2 separate regions of the Homo sapiens genome follow, and region 2 is linked to region 1. Evidence: chromatin loops called from intact Hi-C (ENCODE). Cell type or tissue: psoas muscle. All regions are shown on one strand.

The links. Peaks named below come from ENCODE experiments on the same cell type or tissue, not always from the same donor. Only the 100,000 strongest peaks of a DNase experiment are listed, where the experiment ranks them.
Region 2: it touches region 1 in a loop (5-fold over the local background); 44 of 110 quality-filtered maps call a loop at or near these places.

What each region holds. Positions count from the first base shown.
Region 1 is chr6:24,426,501-24,429,000 of GRCh38, forward strand. It overlaps GPLD1 (glycosylphosphatidylinositol specific phospholipase D1), which reads right to left. Exons shown (of 25, transcript NM_001503.4): 25 at 1-2,500. Among named protein-coding and RNA genes, the nearest start is that of MRS2, 25 kb to the left of the region's middle. In psoas muscle, no CTCF peak of the experiment used is centred here; no DNase peak of the experiment used is centred here; H3K27ac peaks cover 469 bases.
Region 2 is chr6:24,519,990-24,522,489 of GRCh38, forward strand. ALDH5A1 (aldehyde dehydrogenase 5 family member A1) reads left to right here. Exons shown (of 10, transcript NM_001080.3): 6 at 412-555. Among named protein-coding and RNA genes, the nearest start is that of ALDH5A1, 26 kb to the left of the region's middle. RefSeq lists silencers at 1,046-1,095, 2,465-2,500. In psoas muscle, a CTCF peak has its summit at 1,160 (motif pointing left); a DNase peak (open chromatin) is centred at 1,152.

The DNA of each region.
Region 1 (2,500 bases):
GTCTTAACCTCCACCTGGTGCTTGCTATTGGGTGTATTCAGGCATTGAGAAAAATATAAATCGTGAGGTAAATAATGGTCATGTTTAAACAGAGGCCTTATCATTTAGTGAAGCATAAAAACTGACACTATATAAATGCATCCGTCTAATGAAAAGACCCAGTACTGAGAAAAACATCCCTTTACTCAAGTGTCAGATGTCAGAGTGCTCTAACTGCTCAACTCATAAGTGAATACAACTAAGTAATTTCTGGTCCCCTAAAAATAACCATCCTTTTAATTAAAAGTAATTCTTCAGATAGGTTGGGCTACCAATAATTGTCCCTAAACAAAACCAAATGGCGCTTCCTTGTGCTTTTGCTGTGCCATAGGTTACTATGCAGCTAGCACATGTACCTCTTCCAGAAAAATGAGGTCATCCTGGGAGTGACCCAGAGATGCTCTCTAGGGATGTACCTCTTGATGTTCTTGTTAACTTTCCACTCTTCAGCTGGATTCCTCTTCCTGTCCCCTTTTCACCAGTCTCTACTCTTGAGAGAAGCTGAGAAGAGAAGGGCTCTTCTCATTTGTTATTTTCTCCTGCTTTTAGTATCATCTCACCCGTGGCAGAAGAAAGAGGTTCTTCCCAATTTAACACAAAATAAACTAGTTACTGTTTACAGATAATGCCCGCTAATGTTTACTGAAACTGAAACCCTATGATACATTCCATTCCCTTAAGTGTGCCACGCTGCAGGACTGACAAATGAAATCCATCCTACGAAAAACAGCCCAGGAACAAGCGAGGCCAAGGCCTGCTTTCCTCTCCGGCCCTTACAGTAGCGTGTGGCTCAGGCCACATCTTTTCCCTCTAGTTCTTTTGGCACAAGTTGTAACCTAATGCGACAAAGGTCCCTCATGAGATGGCTTAAAACTAGCAGTGTCGCTAGGCTCTTTAGGTGTTAGAACAGCCAACTCTACAAAAGTATTGGAGGGCACAGAAGGGTGATAGTCTTGGTTTTTATATTTGTCCTTCACTATATAAACATTGAAAAGGTATTAATCCTCATTAAGAAAGGATTATCGGCCAGGTCCTGTGGCTCACACATGTAATCCCAGCACTTTGGGAGGTCAAGGTGGGTGGATCACCTGAGATCAGGAGTTCGAGACCAGCCTGGCCAACATGGTGAAACCCTGTCTCTACTAAAAATACAAAAATTAGCCGGGCGTAGTATTGTGCACCTGTAGTCCCAGCTGCCTGGGAGGCTGAGACAGGAGAATCACTTGAACCTGGGAGGCGGAGGTTGCAGTGAGCTGAGATCACATCACTGCACTCCAGCCTGGGCAACAGAGCAAGACTCCGTCTCAAAAAAAAAAAAAAAAAAAAAGGACTATCATCCTTAGCAAACTAACACACGACCAGGAACAGAAAACCAAATACCAAGTATAGCATGTTCTCACAAGTGGGTGCTAAGTTAAAAGAACTTATGAACACAAAACAACACACACTGGGGTCTACTTGAGTGGGGAAGGTGGGAGGAACAGAAAAGATAAAACCTTCACATGTACCACTGAACCTAAAATAAAAGTTAAAAAGGACTAAGTCACAAGTGATTTGGAATGTGAGGTTATCCCTCACCCCCATGCTTTACTCTGTACTATTTTTCCTCCCTCAGTTTCTTTTTTTTTTTTTTTTCTGTATACTATGCTTTCTATTATACTTTGATTGGCATGGGCCAATCTGTTATTTTTAAGTTCAACTTTTTTTTAACTTTTAAGTTCAGGGGTACATGCGCAGGAAGTGCTGGTTTGTTACATACATAAAGGTGTGTCATGGGGGTTTGTTACACAGATTATTTCATCACCCTAAGTATCCATTAGTTATTTTTCCTGATCTCTCCCTCCTCCCACCTTCCGCCCTCTCATAGGCCCCAGTGTGTGTTGTTTCCCTCTATGTGTCCACGTGTTCTCATTTAGCTCCCACTTACAAGTGAGAATATGGAGTGTTTGGTTTTCTGTTCCTGCAATAGTTTATGAAGGATAATGGCCTCCAGCTCCATCCATGTCCCTGCAAAGGGCATGATCTTGTTCTTTCTTTATGGCTGAACAATTCTTTTTTTAAAAAAGGATGTTTTTAGGAGGAATTGTGTACAGAGACTGTTCTAACAGATAACCACAGAGGGACCTTTCCAGCCATTGGAAAGACATTCAAGAGGAAGAGGAAATAGGTTGTACAGCAGGTCTGACTACAGGCAATAAGTTGGGAAAGAAGAAAGGTTTAGATGCAAAGGGAGCGAGGAAGTAAACTGTGGAAGGAGACATGAGTAAGCAGAATGTCTGCTATTTCACATATTTCTGGTGCAGTCATATATTTACTGTATCAGATTTCCAGAGGGTGTGGCTGTTAGTGTGTCTCTCTACTCCCAGGAGCCCCATGTCTATCAGGATCTACCACCGCTCCACTGGATGTGCCACTTTGTCCATCAAAATGCTCACCATGGATGTGATTCAGCATGAGAGAG
Region 2 (2,500 bases), 93 kb after region 1:
CCCAACCCTGACTCACTCCCTCTTTCTATAAATAATGACTTTTAGTGTCTTGTCATCCCAGTGTTTATTTTACTAATTTATTTATTTATTTAATTTTTGAAATGGAGTCTCCCTATGCTGCCCAGGCTGGTCTGGAACCCCTGGCCTCAAGTAATCCTCCCACTTCAGCCTCTTAAGGTGCTGGGACTACAGGTGCACACTACCACACCCAGCCTCTTCCCAATGTTTCTTTATCAAATACAAGCAAATGTAAATATATATTCTTATTTCTCCGTTTTCTTATGCAAAGTTATCCCATGTACACCACTGTGCACCTTGCTTTTTTCACCATTTGGTAATTTTTTTAAACAAAGGCTTAACAATCCTGGTAATGGATTTCTGTGCTCACAGCTTTCTCTCCTCTGCTCACAGATCCTGTTGCACCACGCAGCAAACTCTGTGAAAAGGGTCTCTATGGAGCTGGGCGGCCTTGCTCCATTTATAGTATTTGACAGTGCCAACGTGGACCAGGCTGTAGCAGGGGCCATGGCATCTAAATTTAGGAACACTGGACAGGTGAGTCCTGGAGAGTATTTCAGGATGTGTGTTTGCGTGTGCATGTGTGAGTGTGTGTATGTGTGTGTGTGTGATATGTGTGCATGTGAGTGTGTGTGTGTGTGCGTGTGTGTGTGTTACAAAGATCCCACCACCTCTACTGCCTTATATCCCATAAGGAAACTTTTGGGTTCCTTCCATTATTCATTCTTTATTCATTGACTCTTTCAGCAAATATTTAGTATATGCCTTACTTTTTATTACCAGGGTTATACTAGGCTCAGAGGGGCCCCCCCAAAATAAGGTACAGTCCCTGGCTTCAAATAATTTTCTGAACAGCAGATGTCCTTTAGTCAAATTGTTCTCTGTTTTCTTCTTTCCCCTATCCTTTTAATCTGGTTATTTTTATAGTTTTCTTTCATTGATCTTTTTTCTACTGAACGGATATAATCTCCTCAGACACAGAACAGCCTTGAACAATTGGGGTCTCTGAGGCCAAGGGAAAGAAAGTAAGAAAATGTTGAGGAGGGTGGTGGCTGGAATAACTCAAAACCCTGTTGCCTGCTATGACCCAGTGGGGCCTCGCTGTCCCGAGATGGAGGGAGCCTCAGAGGTGCCCTCTACAGGGCACAGGCCCACGCCAGCAGTGTTTTAGAGGAGCATCCAGGCTGTCCTGGGAGACCAGAGGCCTGAGCTCATGTCTTCCTAGGAAATCCTGGAATATTTGATCTGTCAGGGACCTTCACAGTTATCAGCTCTACAAACGTTGCATTTTAGAGATGAGGAAATGAAACTCTAGAAAGAAAAAGTGACTTAGAGATCAGACGTCTTTGGGCCACAGTGTCAAATCTGCTGAGGAGCTGGGACTCTGAGCCAAGGCTCCTGTCTTCCAGTTCTATCCAAGCTGCTGCCAGGGTCCTGCCTTCTTAAATATTCTTAAGCATTCATCTTAAAAGTACCATCAATATGTAATTTTAAATGCATTCTAGAAACAGAGTAAATATCCCTGAAAGGTTATATTGTGAAAAAACTGAAATGTGTGATATTCTCTATCAAATAATTTTCATCCTTGCCTTGGCCTTTGGTAATTAAGTTTTTCCCTTCCACATAACCTAAATAAGCTTGGTTTTGTCTGAAATAAGTATATTTTCCTTCATAAATACAAAATGTCAATATATGTTACCATCAATTACACTGTAAGGCTACAACTTGGGGACAGGTATGGTGGCTCAGAACTGTAATCCCAGCATTTTGGGAGGCCAAAGCAGGAGGATCACTTGAGCCCAGGAGTTGGAGACCAGCCTGGGCAACAGAGTGAGACTCTGTCTCTACAATTTTTTTTTTTTTTTTTTTTTTTTTGTGTGACAGAGTCTCACTCTGTTGCCCAGGCTGAAGTGTAGTGGCATGATGTCAGCTCACTGCAACCTCCACCTCCCGGATTCAAGAGATTCTCCTGCCTCAGCCTCCTGAGTAGCTGGGACTACAGCTAATTTTTCTATTTTTAGTAGAGATGGGTTTCACTATGTTGGCCAGGCTAGTCTCGAACTCCTGACCTTAGGTGATCCACCCACCTCAGCCTCCCAAAGTGCTGGGGTTACAGGCATGAGCCACTGCGCCCAGCCAAAAAAAATTAAAAATTAGCTGGGCATGGTGGCAAGTGCCTATAGTCCCACCTACTTGGGAGGCTGAGGTGGAAGAATCACTTGAGCCCTGGAGGTCAAGGCTGCAGTGAACTCATCACTACTGCACTCCAGCCTGGGCGACAGAGCGAGACCCTGTGTCAGCAAAACAAAAGACTATAAGTTGGTGTTGGACCACATTCCTCTTAGCCTCTGCTGTTGCTGCAGCATCACAGTCTCCTAGGAGAATTGCACTCTTTCCCCACCCCCCAGGGAAACAAAATAAAAGCCATTTGAAAAAAACATGGATTGGGTGGCTTTTTTTTCTTTTCTTTCGTGTGTGTGTG